Linked DNA regions of Homo sapiens: region 2 is linked to region 1. The links are chromatin loops, found by intact Hi-C in ENCODE. Cell type or tissue: OCI-LY7. All regions are shown on one strand. Each heading gives the region's core, and the rest is flanking DNA. Links, peaks and the distances in the headings are about the cores only. Region 1 overlaps MTCL2 (microtubule crosslinking factor 2). Region 2 overlaps DLGAP4 (DLG associated protein 4).

What was found. A loop is a pair of places that touch in the nucleus more often than their neighbours do. Peaks named below come from ENCODE experiments on the same cell type or tissue, not always from the same donor. Only the 100,000 strongest peaks of a DNase experiment are listed, where the experiment ranks them.
Region 2: a loop joins it to region 1, with 5 times the contacts of the local background. A loop is called at or near these places in 3 of 110 quality-filtered maps.

The regions. Positions count from the first base shown.
Region 1 is chr20:36,838,865-36,848,145 of GRCh38, forward strand. It overlaps MTCL2 (microtubule crosslinking factor 2), which reads right to left. Exons shown (of 15, transcript NM_080627.4): 2 at 353-577. Among named protein-coding and RNA genes, the nearest start is that of MTCL2, 20 kb to the right of the region's middle. RefSeq lists enhancers at 2,796-2,855, 7,067-7,216, 7,387-7,436. In OCI-LY7, for the core only: CTCF peaks have their summits at 4,383 and 4,583; DNase peaks (open chromatin) are centred at 3,237, 4,657, 6,557, 7,377 and 2 weaker places; H3K4me3 peaks cover 3,161 bases; H3K27ac peaks cover 6,400 bases.
Region 2 is chr20:36,466,900-36,476,180 of GRCh38, forward strand. The region is part of intron 7 of DLGAP4 (DLG associated protein 4); the gene reads left to right. Among named protein-coding and RNA genes, the nearest start is that of MYL9, 70 kb to the right of the region's middle. RefSeq lists enhancers at 736-785, 5,642-6,542. In OCI-LY7, for the core only: no CTCF peak of the experiment used is centred there; DNase peaks (open chromatin) are centred at 902, 1,672, 3,762, 4,032 and 1 weaker place; H3K4me3 peaks cover 4,487 bases; H3K27ac peaks cover 5,552 bases.

The sequences.
Region 1 (9,281 bases), core at 362-8,361:
GGCTGAGGCAAGAGAAATCGCTTGATCCCGGGAGGCAGAAGTTGCAGTGAGCTGAGATCGCGCCATTGCATTCCAGCCTGGGCAACAAGAGAGAAACTCTGTCTCAAAGGAAAAAAAAAAAACAGTAGCTGCTGCTAGTAGGAAGGATTCATATTATGATATCATTTTGGGATACCCTTGATAGAAGCCCTGTGGGTTCACCAGGAATTCCTACTTAGATGAGGAAACTGAGGCCCAGAGAGGTGGTAGAACTTGGCCATGGACACACGGAAATGAGATGCAAGGCCAACCTGGGCCCCACTTAGACTTGTGGTCCCATCCCAGCAACAAGGGCACCCGAGCCCAGGCTGACCTTGACATCCTGCTCCAGACCACGGATAAGCTCGCCGTCCACCTGGCCGGTCTGGGCGGCACGGAGACTGCGGCGCTCGGCTTTGCGCAGCCGGTACTGCAGGATGCGGCAGGTCTTGCTGGCCTGGTCCAGCTGCTGTCGCAGCTCCTGCAGCTGATACACGTCCTCCTCCATATAGACGTCCCGCATCTCCAGCATCTCGGCCCGCAGCTCCTCAATCTCGTCCTGCGGAGGGAAGGAAGAGTCAGGTCACTGGGCCCACAGTAGCAGCTAGGAGGCCGGAGTACTGGCCACACCTAGGACTGAATGAAGCACCGTGGGGGACCTGGATGTGGCAGGCTGAATGACAGACCTCCAAAGACGTCCATGTTCACATTCCCAGGATCTGTGAATGTTGCCTTACATGGCAAAAGAGACTTTGCAAATATGAGTAAATTAAGGATCCCAAGACAGGGAAACAGAAGCAGAGGCTGGAGTGAGATGCTTTGATGTTGGAGGAAGGGGCTGTGATGACGGAGGAAGGGGGTGCCTCTCAAGGCAAGGAAAAGGTTTCTCCCCTGGAGCCTTCCCGAGGAATGCAGCCCTGCCCAAACCTTGATTTCTAGACCTTTGACCTCCAGGATCAGAAGATAATAATCTGGTGTTCATTTTTTTGTTGTTTTTGAGACGGAGTCTCACTCTGTTGCCCAGGCTGGAGTGTAGTGGCACAATCTCAGCTCACTGCAACCTCCTCCTCCCTACTTCAAGCGATTCTCCCTGCCTTAGCCTCCCAAGTAGTTGGGATTACAGGTGCCCACCACCACACCCAGCTGATTTTTTATATTTTTAGTGGAGACGGGGTTTCACCATGTTGGCCAGGTTGGTCTTGAACTCCTGACCTCAAGCGATCTGCCCGCCTTGGCCTCCCAAAGTGCTGGGAACAGGTATGAGCCACCCTGCCCAGCCTGGTGTTTTTTTTTTTTTTTTGAGACGGAGTCTCGCTCTGTCGCCCAGGCTGGAGTGCAGTGGCGCTATCTCGGCTCACTGCAAACTCCCCCTCCTGGGTTCACGCCATTCTCCCGCCTCAGCCTCCTGAGTAGCTGGGACTACAGGCACCCGCCACCACGCCTGGCTAATTTTTTTTTTTTATTTTTAGTAGAGACGGGGTTTCACCGTGTTAGCCAGGATGGTCTCCATCTCCTGACCTCGTAATCAGCCTGCCTCGGCCTCCCAAATTGCTGGGATTACAGGCATGAGCCACCGTGCCCTTGGCCTGGTGTTCTTTTAAGCCACTAAATTTGTAGTGATTTGTTACAGAAGCAACAGGAACACACTGGGGAAGCAGGAGAGGCCATTTAAGAAACATGGATGAGGTTGGGCACGGTGGCTCATGCCTGTAATCCCAGAACTTTGGGAGGCTGAGATGGGCGGATCACGAGGTTGGATCAAGACCATCCTGGCTAACATGGTGAAAATCCGTCTCTATTAAAAATACAAAAAATTAGCTGGGCATGGTGGCGGGTGCCTGTAGTCCCAGCTACTCGGGAGGCTGAGGCAGGAGAATGGCGTGAACCCAGGAGGCGGAGCTTGCAGTGAGCCGAGATCGCACCACTGCACCCCAGCCTGGGCGACAGAGCGAGACTCCGTCTCAAAAAAAAAGAAACATGGATGAGCATCAACTATGTACGTCCTAGGTAGGCCCTGTGCTAAGCGCAGGGGCAGGGAGGGACAATGGGGTGGGTCCAGCCCCTTCTATATACTCTGTATGGAGCCCCAAGCTTCACCAGGAAGATACACAGTAAACCAGAAAATAATAATAACAAAAGACACCTGGCTGGGCGCAGTGGCTCGCACCTCTAATCCCGGCACTTTGGGAGGCCGAGGTGGGTGGATCATTTGAGGTCAGGAGTTTGAGACCAGCCTGGCCAACATGGTGAAACCCTGTCTCTACTAAAAATACAAAAAAAAAAAAAAAAAAAAAAAAAAAATGAGCCCAGCGTGGTGGTTCACGCCTGTAATCCCAGCTACTCGGGAGGCCGAGGCATGAGAATCACTTGAACCTAGGAGGCAGAGGATGCAGTGAGCCGAGATTGCACCATTGGGTGACAGAGTGAGACCCTATCTCCAAGAAAAAAAAACAAAAACAAACCTCAGATACTGTTAAGTGCTATAAAGACAAAGCCAAAATGAAACCAAACAACATGAGTTATATGATAGGGTGAGGGGGGGTGCTATGTTAGGGGACATGATCAGGGAGGCCATCTCTACAAAAGAGACATTTGAGCTGAGACAAGAAGGAACAGCCGAGAAAGCTAGGGGGAGAGGTTATTCCAGGCAGAGGGAACAGTGTGTGCCAAGGCTCAGAGGCAGGAAAGAGCTCAGTGTGTCAAGGTACAGCAAGGAGGCCAGGGCAGCTACTGGGTTAATTTGAGGCTGAGGAAACTGACAGGAGTCAACCACATGGTACTGTGAAGGGCCAAATAGAATTTGGGTTTGGGATTTGTTTGCTTGCTTTTGTTTTGAGATGGGGTCTCACTCTGTCACCCAGGCTGGAGTGCGGTGGCAAAATCTCAGCTCGCTGCAACCTCTGCCTCCCAGGCTCAAGCCACCCTCCCACCTTAGCCTCCCAAGTAGTTGGGACCAAAGACACACAACCCCACATCGGGGGTGGGGGGTGGGGTGTGTGTGTGTGTGTGTGTGTGTGTGTGTGTGTGTGTGTGTGTATACAGGGTTTTGCCATGTTGCCCAGGTTGCTCATGAACTGAGCTCAAGCAATCTGCCTAGCTCAGCATCCCAAAGTGCTGGGATTACAGGCATAAGCCACCATGCCTGGCCTGGGTTTGGGTTTTAAGCAGAGAGGGTAAGAGTATGACCTCACTTCCTGAAGGCAGCTTCTGCTACCGCTGTCATCAGCTTCCAGCTGTTCCTCACTTCTCCTTTGTAATCATTATTAGCAAATTTGCAATTCTATGTTTAATAGTTTGTCTCCCAGCCAAACCATGAGTGCCTGGAGGCAACCCCATTTGGCCTAGCAGGTGGTAGCCTCCCAACAAATATTAACTGAATGGATGCATGCATGTTTAGTCAGGTCAAAAACAACAAAAAAGACATACGAATGTGCAACAATCATTAGATACTAAGTGTAAGGGGGAGGGAAGTAGAATTACGCAGAAGAAATGCATAATTATTATGTCTCATACAAATGTGAAAACCTAGTCACAAATGGGAATGATAATACCTACTCTTAATGTGACCGAATGATTTAAATAAGATTGTATACTAAGAAGGGAAACTGGCCAGGTGCGGTGGCTCACGCCTGTAATCCCAGCGCTTTGGGAGGCCAAGGCGGTCAGATCGCCTGAGGCCAGGAGTTCAAGACCAGCCTGGCCAACATGGTGAAATCCCGTCTCTACTAAAAATACAAAAATTAGCCAGGCATGGTGGTGGGCACCTGTAATCCCAGCTACTCGGGAGGCTGAAGCAGGAGAATCATTTGAACCTGGGAGGCAGAGGTTGCAGTGACCCAAGATCATACCACTGCACTCCAGCCTGGGCAGCAGAGCGAGCCTCTGTCTCACAAAATAAAAAAAAAGAGAAACAGAGTCACCAGGGATGAATGACCTGCTAAAGGCATCCCTGAGGAGCCAGGGGAAGCACCGAGGATGGCAGTGATGGAAGCAGGGGTGGGGGGTCCAAGGGGCAAGAAGGCCTCTGTGGGCCCTGGAGAGGGCAGATCTGGAGAGCCGGATTCCTCAGCTCTCCCTACCCGTCTTTCCCCAAAGAAAACGGAAAGGAAGGGACTGGGAAGTGGGGTCTCGTATTCCTCCCTCCTCATGCTGCCACTGGGAGGAGGGAGTGTCCACTCTGCTCCCGTCAGAGGGACACCTCTGGCTTCTGTCCGAGCACCCCTCACCACACCCTCGCTGGGGCTGGGAGGAAGGGGGATCTGATTTTGTGCCTGTGAAAGGAACAAACATGGGGTTCTCTCTCTTCACTCCTGCCTGCCCAGATGGGGAGGACTGCTCTGCTCTTCCAATGGTCAGCCTGGTAGGATGGCTCCCTGTGAGGAAGGGGGTACGACTGGGGTTGCCAGCGCCCCCTGAGGCTGGATGGATTTAACTCAGAGTCAGGGTTAGGGAGCCCTGCCCTCCAGGCCAGTTCTCACAAGCTCGAGAGGTTTTCCTGCCCATCGGTTTGACTCCTGGGGCTGCAGAGAACAGTCACTTTGCCAGCCCCCCACCCCCACCTCCACCCTCATAGACTCACCACCCCACCAGCATACCACGTGGACAGAACCAGAGTGGAGAGGAGGAAGTGGAACAGTAAATGATCACACCAGTTAAAAAAATGAGGAAGTGAAGGATCCACGCGCTGTTTCAGGCAGCCGGTGAAGGAAGCATGAAGGAAAGATCACTCAGGAAGTGCAAGCCGGTAGGCTAGGCCAGCCTCCAGATGGATCTGTGTTCAAATCCTAGCCATGCCGGTTACCAGCACCTCACTTATTATCTCTAGAAAGTTAAAATGACAGGATATGGTGATGGAAAGAATAGGAGGGTCTAAGTGGACCCCAAGCTCAGGTTGAACCAAGGGGAAATGCACACAACCCTATGATGCTGGGCTACATTAACAAATGCATGACATTTAGATCATGGGAGGTAACATCTCTTACACAAGATCACACCCAGAGCACTAGAGTCATTTTTGGAAATCATTTTTTTTAACTTTTAAATGACTGATTTTCTTATTTATAAAACAGGCCAGGTCGGGCACGATGGCTCACGCCTGTAATCCCAGCACTTTGGGAGGCCAAGGCCGGCAGATCACGATGTCAGGAGTTTGAGACCAGCCTGGCCAACATGGTGAAACCCCATCTCTACTAAAAATATAAGAATTAGCCGGGCGTGGTGGTGCACGCCTGTAATCCCAGCTATTCAGGAGGCTGAGGCAGGAGAATTGCTTGAACCCAGGAGGCGGAGGTTGCAGTGAGCTGAGATCATGCCACTGCACTCCAGCCTGGGTAACAGAGCGAGACTCTGTCTCAGAAAAAAATAAAATAAAATAAAATAAAATAAAGCACTGGCAGGGCACAGTGGCTCACCCCTGTAACCCCAGCACTCTGAGAGGCTGAGGCAGGAGGATCACTTGAGCCCAGGAGTTGAAGACCAGCCTGGGCAACACAGTAAGACCTCATCTCTACAAAAAAAAAATAATAATAATAATAATAATAACAACAATAATAATAATGTATTACATCCAAATAGGCCGTGACTTTAAAAATGGCTATCATTGGCCAGGTGCGGTGGCTCATGCCTGTAATCCCAGCACTTTGGGAGGCTGAGGTGGATGGATTACCTGGTCTGGTAGTGCACCTGTGGCCCCAGCTACTTGGGAGGCTGGGGTGGGAGGATTGTTTGAGCCCAGGAGGTTGGGGTTCTGTTGAACTATGATTGCACCACTGCACTCCAGCCTGGGTAACAGAGCAAGAACCTGTCTCTAAAAGTAAAACATGATCATAGAGACAGTTTTGAAAATAGAGAAAACAGGCCAGGTGCAGTGGCTCACGCCTGTAATCCCAGCACTATGGGGAGACCGAGGCGGGCGGACCATTTGAGGTCAGGAGTTCGAGACCAGCCTGGGCAACTTGGTGAAACCCTGTCTTTACTAAAAATATAAAATTAGCCAGGCATGGTGGCAGGTGCCTGTAATACCAGCTACTAAGGCAGGAGAATTGCTTGAACCCAGGAGATGGACATTGCAGTGAGCTGAGATCACACCACTGCACTCCACCCTGGGTGACAGAGCAAGATTCTGTCTCAAAAAAAAAAAAAAAAGAAGAAGAAGAAGAAGAAAAGAAAAAGAAAACATAATCCATGCATAATTACAATACCTGAATTACAGTGGCTCTCAAAGTGCAGTTCCTGGACCAGTAACATCAGCATCACTGGTGAATTTGTGAGAAATTCTCATGTCCCAACCCAGACTTGCTGAATCAGAAACTCCTAGGGTGAGCCCCCCAAGGGATTCTGATGAAGGGCGTTTCCTTCTAGTTATTTCCCCCCCTAAAAGGGCAAGAGTCAGGTCTCTGAGCACAAGTCCCCATGCCAGGGCCTGACACAGAGCAGGATCTCAGCAAGCATCCTTTGAATAAGTGAATGAATGAATGATAGTTCTCACATGAGCAGCTGTCTCCCCAAGGCCTGCCCTTCACCACAGTCAATTTGTGACAGCCCAAGATGTTGCATTCACGCCAGTTCCATCTCTCCAGGGGGGCCTAGGCCTCTCAGGGGGCTAGTCCCAGCTGCAGGCAGAATGCCCGTTAGCCCCTGCTGGCACGGCCCCACGTGAGAGGGTGAGCTGACAAAGGCAGGCTTGTGGCCCCAGGCTGGGTCTGCAGGGACGTGGGCGGGAGAGGCTGGCGAATGCAGGACTTAGGCAGGGGCGCTGGGCTTTCCGGGCCCGAGGTGGGGCTAGGAGAGGTGCTGCTGGGGCTTGGGGAGGGGACCCAGAGGGCAGGCCTTTGTTCTGTTCCAGAGGTTCACAGTCCTCAGGGAGCCTAAGAATGTTCTGGGGCTCTGTGGTCATGCAGTCTGGGCCTCCATCCCAGGAGAGCTCTCCAGTGACAGATCCAACTGAAGGAGCTGGGGGTGGGGGGCCCTGGGAGGTGGGGGTGAGGAGCACAGGCTTCCCAGCTCCTTCACAGACAGCTCAGTGGTTCTGAAGAGCCTCTCCCAGCTCCCAGACCCCCTAACTGTGTGGAAGTGGGGAGGGAGAGGCCCAGCTCCACTGGACTCAGTAGGCCTCGTGGCTATGGAACAAAGTTGTAGACATGGTGAAACCTTGTCTCTACTAAAAATATAAAAATTAGCCAGCTGTGGTGGCTCACGACTGTAATCCCAGCTGTTTGGGAGGCTGAGGCAAGAGAATTGCTTGAATTTGGGAGGCAGAGGTTGTAGTGAGCCAAGATCGCACCACTGCACTCCGGCCTGGGCAACAGAGCGAGACTGTGTCTCAAAAAAAAAAAAAAAATCCCCTCAACACCACTGGGGAAACCCCAAGCCTCATCCTCTGCCAGACAACAAAAGGGCACAGTGCCTGGTAGTGCCCACCTCAGAGCCTTGGGGCCCCTGACCCTCAGCCCCACCACGGCCTGGCCACCTCCTTCAAGTTGACCTCTTCACCTTAAAGGCTACTCTTGAAGCTAACCCAGATTTTTTAGCTGGACTAGAAACGGGGAATAGGAGCATGGGGGAGGATGGGGGACCAGGGCACCCACACTGCTGCCAGGATAGGCAGTGCTTCCCTTTCTAGAGAATGCTTTTTTGCTCTGATTACAGTTAATAGCTGTTTTTGGAGAAAATCTGAAGAAGGTAGACGGCTTTCTATCTCTTCCACCGGTTCTCACCAGCTTCTGCAGTAGGTCCAAGTCCCCTTACCGGGTCCTGAGCCAGCCCCTGGTCTCCTCCCTACTCCCGCCTTACCCCAGCCCTCCAGCGTCCAAATAGGCTGTGACTTTAGAAATGGCTACCATTGGCCAGGCACGGCGGCTCACGCCTGTAATCCCAGCACTTTGGGAGGCCGAGGCGGATGGATTACCTGAGGTCAGGAGTTTGAGACTTGCCTGACCAACATGGTGAAACCCCATCTCTACAAAAAAATACAAAAAAATTAGCCAGGCTTGGTGGCGTGTGCCTGTAATCCCAGCTACTCGGGAGGCTGAGGCAGGAGAATCGCTTGAAACCCAGAGGCAGAGGTTGCAGTGAGCTGAGATTGCAACAATGCACTCCAGCCTGGGCGACAGAGACAGACTGTTTCAACAAACAAAACACGGCTACCACCTATTAGGAGGCTCACTAATTACCAGGCCCCCGCACAGGCAGTACGTGCATTATCAGTTGACAGTTTAATCCTCTTACCGACCCTGTGAGGTAGGTGCTGAAAACGTTCCTGTTTTGCAGATGAGGAGACGAGGCTCAGAAGCTTCGCAGAGCTGCTTGAGCAAGGGACCTGCGGGGCTGGATTCCAAACAAGCCACGTGGCCCTGGGTCAGTGCGTCATAACTGTGCTCTTCCAATTTGTTCAGCTATTCCCTCTGCTAGAACGGCCTTTGCCAGGCTGACTCCTGACTATCTCATCCTTCCAGAACATTTCCTTCCCAGACTCTGATTCAAACCCCACACTCTGAAATCTATGGTCCGTTGTGCTGGTAATTTTAGGTTGTATTTGTCTGTTTTCATGTCAATCTTCCCCAAGAGCTAGGGAGAAGGGCAGGGGCTGGTTTGTGTCTAGTCCTCAGCATCACCCAGGGCAGACCGTGGCACAGAGCAGGTACCTGTCACTGTCTATGGGTAGATGTAGGAATTAAAGAATGAGTATGGGGCCAGGCGCGGTGGCTCACGCCTGTAATCGCAACACTTTGCAGAGGCCAAAGAGGGAAGATCCCTTGAGCTCAGGAGTTTGAGACCAGCCTGGACAACATAGCGAGACCCCATCTCTACAAAAAAATTAAAAATTAGCCAGGCATGGTGCTGTACACCTGTAGCCTCAGATACTCAGGAGGCTGCAACAGGAGGATCACTTGAGCTTGGGAGGTTGAGGCTGCAATAAGCAAGGATTGCACCACTACACTCCAGCCTGAGTGACACAGAGACAGTCTGACTCAAAAAAAAAAAAAAAAAAAAGAGTATAGCTTCTGTCCTGCCCAGTCCACAACTCCCAGCCAGCTGCAAAGAGTTAGGAAGACAGGAGTTCAAGACCAGCCTTGGCAACACAGTGAGTCTCCGTCTCTACAAAAAAATAAAAAATTTTAAAAACTTAGCTGGGCATGTGCCTGTAGTCCCCAGCTACTCAGGAGGCTGAGGCAGGAGGTTCACTTGAGCCCAGGAGTTCCAGGCTGCTGTGAGCCATGAGTGCACCACTGCACTCCAGGCTAGGTGACAGAGTGAGACCCCTG
Region 2 (9,281 bases), core at 559-8,558, 370 kb before region 1:
TGGTCAAAGCGAGTCTCTCGCTCTTGCTCTCTCTCTCTCTCTCTCTGTCTCTCTCTCTCTCTCTCTGTCTCTCTCCTCTCTCTCTCTCTCTGTCTCTGTCTCTCTCTCTCTCTCTCTCCTCTCTCTCTCTCTCTCTCTCTCTCTCTCTCTCTCTCTCTCTCTCTCCCCCCCCCTTCTCTCGGCCCTGCCTTCCTAGCCCTGGGCCAGGCTCTGAGAGGATGGGGATTAATAGACAGACAAGGCGTCTCTGCCCTGAGGAACTTATGGTCTGACAAGAAGACAAGCCTACAATTATGAGAGACTGTGTGACACTCTGTAATTAAGCGTCTGCTGAGGAAAAGCATTGTCTGAGAAGGAAGAAGTGAGCATGAGCCAGAGGAAACAAGAGCCCTTTGAGGGGAGCTGGATTTGCAGAGGCAGAGGGTGGTGCCGACATTCCAGGGAGGTGGGTGCAGAGGGCATGGCTGGATGATAAGTGTGCATTTAGGGAAACAGCAGTATGCTAGTTTTGCTGAGGCATCAGGGCTCTGGCTGGAAAATCTGGGTGGAGCCAGGAGGTTGTAGGCAGTGTTAAACAGCTGAAAAGCAGAGGCACTGGGGAGGCATGGAAGGTTTTAGAGCAGAGGTAGCACAACTGGAAGACTTTCCAGAGGATGAATCAGGCTGGGTAAATTGGAATGAATAAAAATCACAACAGGGAGGAGGCTTTGCAGGCATCCAGATGACACAAGAGGGTGAGGTTTGGGTGGGGCCCATGGGAGTGGGAAGAGCCAATTGGGGTAGCAGAGGATGCTGTGCTCCCTTAGGAAAGCTTGGCCAGCGCTCTGATGGGCCAGAAGGGAAAATGTTGGGTGTTGCTGGTTTGGGGCAGGAAGTAGCAGTCTGAGCACATTTCTTGTACACCTGCTGTTTGCCTGGCTCTGCGCCAGGGGCTCCACAAGGGCGCTCATGAAATCTGTACAATAAGCCAGAGGCAGATGGACTTCCCATCCCTGTTTTGCAGATAAGGAAAAGGTAGCTCAGGCCCAAGGCCAACTGTCTCCAAACCGTGTCTCTTCCCACAGCTCAGCTCTGCTTCTTGGAAAGGGAACTCCTGCTTTTAGGGTCCCAAGGGGCTGAGCCTTCTTTCCCTTTAATTAGGAGCAAGCACATTTATCCTAAAAGCCCACAAATCTTGCTTTCTAAGGATCCTGAAGGTCAGGGTGCCAGTTTAGAATTCCTTAAAGGTGGAAGAGTCAGAGGAGCTAGGGACCCTCACACAAGCAGTTTTACACACTGGACTGTGAGAAGGTTCCGGAGTTGTGCTGTGTATATGTCCAGTCTGATAGTAGGCATGTCCACCACTGGGTCTGTTGGAATTCTCAGCCAGCCCCCACCAGAGAGGGGCCCAGCCAACGCAATCAGTCACCCACAAAGGCGGGAAGGGACTTGTCTCCAAGGTGCCTTGCACAGGAGAGCCAAGTGACGGAGGCTAGGACTCATTTCTCAGGCTGCAGCCAGGAATCCCCAGTGGGCAGAGGGAAAGGGAAGGGGACTAGTGCTTACACAGTGGCTACCATGGGAGGCAGCAGTGGTTGGTCCCAGTGTACAGCCAGGAAATTGATGGCTTGGCCGAGGCCTCCCAGCCAATCATTCTCTCTGTGTGCAGCCCACACTCCTCTGAACACAAACTTGGTCATGAGGCAGAGCAACCACATGGCAGGCACAGCCTCCAGGTGCCCCTCACCCTGCTGGTCCCTTGCCTCCAGCAAACACCCAGCATCTGTATGCCAGTTTGCTTTGGCAGATACTCTGAGCCCAGTGGTATGCAGGGTACAATTGTAACTGTAACCGTGTTCGTCATACCAAAATCTGGACAAAGGTTTTGAGAGATTTTTTGCTCCTTTGGAACAGAGGTGGCCTGAGAAATGCTATTTGGACTTTGGAACAGTGGACTAGAGTGACCTATGCTGTCCCTTTCCATTGTAGTAATTCATTTGATGACCATCTGGAGCCAGTTGCTTTCTCGTAAATTTGCTCATTCTCCCGTATATTCATTCTTTTTGTTTTGTTTCAGCACGTTGGTTCTGGATCTTTAATATTTGTTTAGTTTGTTTTGATTTGCAGAGCACTTTCATACACATTATCTCAGTAGATCTTTATCCAACTTTGGAAAGTATTACTATTCTTATCATCCTTGTTTTTCAGAAGAGGAAACTGAGGTTCACTGGTAGAAAGAGGCTTGACCAAGCTCACTGTGGCTGAGCTACTTATTCAATAAATATTTATTAAGTGCTGCTCTGTGCCTGGCAGTGAGCTGGCCCTGGGGAAACACTGACAGACAGAGCTGCCTTAAAGACTTAGTTTCTGACCTCCCAGAGTCTGCAGCAGCAGCACACCGAGATCTAGCCAGGATCCACCCCAGGCTCCTAACCTGCATCCTGGGCCCTCTCCACTTCAGGTCCCTGTAGTTTGGGCCTGTGGCTTAGGTCTAGACTGTTGCAGCCCGTGAGCCCTTATCCTGGAGCATCTTGGTATAAAGCAAGCCAAGGCATAAGTCTCTGCAAACCGAACTTCAAAAGTAACAAAAGAGGCTGGGCATGGTGGCTCACGCATGTAATCCCAGCACTTTGAGAGGCTGAGGCGGGCGGATCACCTGAGGTCAGGAGTTCGAGACCAGCCTGGCCAACATGGCAAAACCCAATCTCTACTAAAAATACAAAAATTAGCCGAGCGTGGTGGAACATGCCTGTAATCCCAGCTACTCAGGAGGCTGAGGCGGGAGAATTGCTTGAACCCGGGAGGTGGAGGTTGCAGTGAGCCGAGATCGCGCCATTGCACTCCAGCCTGGGCAACAGAGCAAGACTCTGTCTCAAAAAAAAAAAAAAAAAAGTAACAAAAGAGGTCTTCAGGAATGGCTTAATTATTAACAGGGTGAGGAAGGGCATCTCAGCAGAAGGCCATCTGCTCCTTCTCCCTGGGGGAACGTTGCCCAAGGGCTGCTTTACCTAAGATCCTTGTGTGAATTTTCTGCAGCCTCCAAATATTTGATTACACTCTGCACAGGTGTGGAGCTCTATGGCCATGTGCTGAGCTGGGGACCCTCCCCACCTCCTTTAATATTAAATGAGATGAAATAAAGTAAGGTCCTAGGATAGCAGGTCTGAAAAGGACTCTGGCCCAGCCCCTTCCTTTCCCATGAGTAGGAACTAAATCTCGGAGGAAAGGGACTTGCCAGGATCCCATACTGAGAGACCTTCCTTCCCCTTCCCCTCCCTTATCAGTTTCACTTAATTTCCCGTCCTTCCTGTAGGAACCCTCTCATCCCAGCTGTACATGGTCAGCATTCAAAGCCTTCTTCAAATCCTTCCTATGCCTCAAAGTCAAGTTTTCCCACAGTCTTCCCTGGCACTCTCCTCCACACCCCAGAGCCCCACAGTGTCCAGGCTTCCTCAGTCTACTCTCAGAGGCTGACTGCCTGTTCTGCAAGGCTAGACCAGCAGCCCTTGAGGAGACATTTCAAAATCTGTGTGCCTGGGTCCTGCCTCCCCTCCCAACCCAGGGAGTCTGATACCTGAGATCTAGGAAGAGGCATCTCTGGATACGTTTTGCTGGAGGTTTTTTTTGTGTGTAAAAGTTATATTTTTACTGAAAAAGCAATACATGTATGTTGGTTTAAAAAAATTCAAACTTGGTTAAAAAAAAAAAAAAAGCCCAATGAAAAATTAGTCCCTGTCCTACCCAGACACCTAATCACTGTGACGAGTCTTGAGGTTTCCTTATAGAAATACTCAGCATCACGTGCAGCTATTGTCAGTAACATCCCTTTTTATTACTTAGACAGTGGCATAGTCTCTCCCTACTTTTCTATACCTTGAATTTTTCATGTAAGTCTCTGTTGCAGGTTATTCTTGGTGGGCACATACAGGTTCATGGCCACCTTTGCTCCTGAGCATGTGGCTTTCCATTGACGGATAGACCACCAGTTGTTTGTCCTCTACTCAAGGATGTTTAGCTTGTTCTCAATCTTGCTGCTGTAAACAGTGCTGCAGTGAACACCCTTTCCTGTGTGTCTCCATGCACGAGTGCATGTGTAGCTGTCGGAGCCATTTCTGCACACAGAATTACTCTTTCCAAGAGTCTGTGCGCTTAAAATTTTGTCATGTATTTTTTAATTGCCTTCTTTTTCATTCTGAAAATGTATATATTTTAAAAGGCACCCCGCCTTCACCCCCAGATTCAAATTTGTTTCCTCCATGAGCTCCTCTCGTGCTGCACCTGCTTAGCAACGGTGAAGCCAGTGAGCTCATTCAAATATTTACTGACCTTGCCGGGCGCGATGGCTCATGCCTGTAATCCCAGCATTTTGGGAGTCCAAGGCAGGCAGATCACAAAGTCAGGAGTTCGAGACCTCTACTCGACCTGGCCAATATGGTGAAACCCCGTCTCTACTAAAAATACAAAAATTAGCCGGGCGTGGTGGTGGGTGTCTGTAGTCCCAGCTACTCAGGAGGCTGAGGCAGAAGAATCACTTGAACCTGGGAGGCGGAGGTTGCAGTGAGCCGAGATTGCACCTCTGCACTCCAGCCTGGGTGACAGAGCAAGACTCCATCTCAAAAATAAATAAATAAATAAATAAATAAACTGACCTCCTGAATCCCAGTGCTGGCTTGGCTGCTATACTCTTGCCCTTCACTGAACCTCAGTTTTCCTCATCTGAATAGTTGGGAGACTCATTCCTGCCTTTCTCATGTCCCTGGCTATTTGGTAAACCAGCCAGTAGGAAGACATCGTGAAATGTATTAAAGTGGTCTTAGCTAGACAGAGTGGGCATGCCAGGGTCAGCAGAGATTCTGAAGTCTAGACCAGTTCCCTGGGTGGGCCGTTGTCAGTCCTAGCAGATGGCCAGGTCAGCCCTCAGGCTGGAAATTTTAGGGCAGCTATTGGTAGGTGTCTCCTCTTGCTGTGCTGAGATACGGTCAAGATCATACTTAGGCTTTTGTTGGAAGAACATACAAGACGAGAGAAAAAAAAAGATCATACTTAGGGGCTCCCGGAATTTGCTCTGCCCTAGGTTGCTGAGACCTCTAGAACCTGTGCAGGCTAAAGGAACTCAGTCGGTAGATCCGAGAGAGGTGGTCAGGGAGACCAGGAGCATGTCTACACTGCCAGCAGACTTTTGCCTCCTCCCCCAAGCCAGCAGGATGGCCCAAAAAGGCTCCCCCAGCAGATCATCTTTGCAGCTCCTTTTTTAGCTCCAGTGGCAGCAGGGATGAGGAAGGGAAAGTTCTATCATTTTTTTCTAATTTAAAATGACATTTAAAATCACTAGCCTAGTGGGGGCCAGGTGTGGTGGCTCATGCCTGTTATCCCAGCACTTTGGGAAGCCAAGACGAGTGGATCACTTGAGCTCAGGAGTTAAAGACCAGTCTGGGCAACATAGCGAAACGCCGTCTCTATAAAAAAATACAAAAATTAGCTGGATGTGGTGGTGCACACCTGTATTCTTAGCTGCTTGTGGGGCTAAGGCGAAAGGATCACTTGAGCCCAGGAGGTCAAGGCTGTAGTGAGCTGTTTGTGCCACTGCACTCTAGCCTGGGTGACAAAGCAAAACCCTGTCTCAAAAAAAAAAAAAAAAAAAAAATCACTAGCTTAGTTCCTCCCTCCTATTTTATCAATAGGAAAACTGCAGCCTGGAGAAGTTGAAGATCTCCTCCCAAGTCTCCCAGTGAACTTGACAGGTCTCAGCTCACTTCTGCTTGGATTAGAAGCCAGGCATTTGACTCTCCTAGTCCTTAACTCTCAACATCTTTCCCAAATTGTTCTAGTCGTAAAGTTTCACTTTGGGGTTAAAAACCAAAGTGAAAGAAAAATGGCAAAGCAGGAAGCAGCCACTTCAGACCCAGCCCAGGCTGAGGGGACACTCTGAGGGACCCAGGCCCAGGTGGCCTCATGAGGAGGGGAGCAGGCCTTTTCCCTACCCACTCCCACCCTTGCTCTGGGAGCCTGGCTGGGGTAGGGACTGGGTGGGGCCCCGCAGGGAGAGGCGCCAGGCTACAGACAGGCAGTGGCGTCCTGGCCTGGCCCACTGCTGTCTGGGAGACAGCCAGTAGGATGGGTTCTCTGGTGAAGTCAGCCCCATGTGGGTGTGGTCCCAGCCGGGCTCCAGGTAGGCCTTTTAAACTCCCATCCTTCCGGGGCAGAGCTGAGCTGGAGCTGGGCTTCTGTCAGCTTGGGAAAGAAATCCTGGCTTCCCAAACCCAGCTTTCACAGAGCATTTCACTTTCCCTGAAGGTAAGAGCCAGTGCCCTGTCTTTACCATGAAAACTCTTAAACTTTTGGTCACTGTGGGCACTTACTTACCTCCTATAGTTTCTTTTTGGGACCCAGATGTCCTGAAAGCCAAAGGATGGAGGAGCTGGAACTGCTGGCTTCTCACCATTTTATGTCGCTGAGTTGTTGGGTGGCCTCAGGCAAGACCCTTCCCTTCTCTGGCCTGCAGATTCCTCATTTGTTTGTCAGCAGGAGGGAGCTCCTTCTATCTCTGCTATTAAGTTGAATTTGGTTCCTGGAAGCTGGTGAGAGAGTATCGTAACACCCAGTTTGGTTGGCCTGTGTCTTTCAGATATTAACTGTTACCTGATTAGCTGGGGTCTCAAGTTCCTATTTCCTGTGCTTTTACTAAGGAAATTCTCAGACTTATCAATGCAAATATGGTATCAATTTTGTTGCTAGACCAAATATGATTTTTTAAAATAGAGATTTCCCACTATGCTACCCACGTTGGTCTCAAACTCCTGGGCCCAAGCAGTCTGCCCGCCTTGGCCTCCCAAAGTGCTGGGATTACAGGTGTGAGCTACCATGCCTGGCCAGCAAATACGATTTTTATGTACCTCTCTTCTCCTTTGCACAGTCACAGGGTCCCTAAGTACAGAGCTGGAGTCCAGTCCCTAAGGGCACCTACTGAGCATACAGTAGGTGATCAGGAAGCCCACACCCCAGAGGTCATATGTACCTATAGTTAAGAGCATCTCTGTAGAGTTGGACTGCTGGGGTTCAGTTCCTGGGCTGCCAGCTAGAGCTGTGAGACCTTGGACAAGGTACTTAACCTCTCTGGGCTTGTTTCTTCACCTGCAAAATAGAGATGCTAATAATACCTGACTGTAGTCCAGCATGAGGACAACAGAAACTTGTGCAAAGCACTAAGCACAGTGCCTGGTACAGAGGAAGCATTTGAGAAGTATTAGCTGCTGCTGTTACTGACATCCAGGGGGAAAGAGAAGACTTGAAATAGCCAAAAACTGTCCATGTCCCATGCCTGGAAAGATGTAGATGGATTGGGTGGGCTGTTTGGAGTGGAGTCAGTTATTTGATGGCTGTTTGCCAAGTGCAGGGCTCTTATGGGGAAAGGTGGCCTGGGTTAGGGGAGAGGCGAATGCTCTGCGTGAGGGAAGGGGAAGAAGGGCAGACTGTCCAGGGTTCAGGAAACCCAAGATCAGGCTGGAGAATCTATCCAGGGCTGTCAGAATCTGCCAGGTATGTGGAGCTAGAGTTCTCTCTGCAGGGTCATCACTCCATCTGGGCAGTTTCCTACTGGGGGCTGTGACGAGGACCTATTATTGACTGCGGAGAATAGGTTGGATAGTTCTAGCCTCTCCTGGAACTTTCTTGCCTTCCCCCTGGCGTGGCTGTTGCCCTGCACAGGGATGCAGTAATAGGAGTTGTCTGCCTGCCTGTGGAGTGCAGACCAAGGTGGGGTGGGGAAGAGGGGCCTGTCTGACATCACCCAGTAAAGGTAGGGCTGCCACCGTTGCTGCTGTCCCAGCAGTTTCTTTAAAAGAGGCACATGCAGCAGTGTGTGGGAAGGGTGGGGGGTGGAGGGCAGGGATTGGGCTCCTCCCTCCTTCCTACCCCACCTCCACTTCTCTTTCCAAACAATCAGCCATTCATTTACTTGAGTGCCAAGTGCTGTGCCAGGAGCCAGGGAGAGACTAGGGAACAAGATTGACTTCCCTCCAGCTTGGAGTCCCCACCCAAGCAGGTAACAAATAAACAGGATACTGTCTAATCTGTTAGTGATGAGAACCCTAAAGGAAACAAGTAGATGCTGAGAAATTGGGGAAGGCATCTCAGGGAAAGTGACTGCTGGATGGGAAGGAGGCAGTCAAGGGCCGACTGGGAGGTGTCACGACCCTGAGGTGGGGGTATCTTGAGGGAACAGGAGAGGTAGGGGTTACATCTGGAGTAGTCTCAAGGTCAGGCAGGACCCTGGGGGTCTCGGTGAACCTAAAGAGGTGTGATAATGAATGTACTGCAAGTGAATATGTTTATATGTTTCTTCCTTTTTTTTTGAGATGGAGTCCCGCTCTGTCACCCAGGCTGGAATGTAGTGACATGATCTTGACTCACTGTAGCCTCGCCTGCCGGGTTCAAGTGATTCCCCTGCCTCAGCCTCCTGAGTAGCTGGGATTACAGGCGCCTGCCACCATGCCTGGCTAATTTTTGTATTTTTAGTAGAGATGGGATTTTGCCATGTTGACCAGGCTGGTCTCGAACTCCTGACCTTGTGATCCGCCCGCCTCGGCCTCCCAAAGTGCTGGGATTACAGGCGTGAGCCACCAAGCCCGGCTCTCCATACAATCTCTTACCCAATTCCTGTCCAAGATTCTATGATACTAACACATCCATTACTGCCTTTGTACACCTCTGATCTTTATTTTCTGTTTGGATTATTTTTCTTTTATTTATATTTGCTGAATTTCAGTAAAGAGATTGTAGGCAGATTATTAACCAGCCCTTGCTCACAAATACAGTTAACTCAAATCAGAAAATTTTTAAAAATGCTTAGTTTTAAATATTTTATTTGTGACTTTTAGGTTTGGAATGAGTAAAATCAAAGCAGTTTGATAACTGCTGGGGCTCATTCTTCAGTGGGCCGCTCACTAGTCCATTTTTAACACTGTCTTAATGACCATCTTAACCTTTTTTTTGTTTGTTTTGAGACAGAGTCTCACTCTGTCGCCCAGGCTGGAGTGCAGTGGCGCAGTTTCGGCTCACTGCAACCTTCGCCTCCCGGGTTCAAGCAATTCTCGTGCCTCAGCCTCCCGAGTAGCTGGATTGCAGGCACGCGCCACCACACCTGGTTAATTTTTGTATTTTTAGTAGAGACAGGGTTTCACCATGTTGGCCAGGCTGGTCTCAAACTCCTGAGCTCAGGTGATCCACCTGCCTTGGCCTCCCAAAGTGCTGGGATTACACACGCGCCCGGCCCTTCTTAACCATTTTTAAGTGTGCAGTTCATT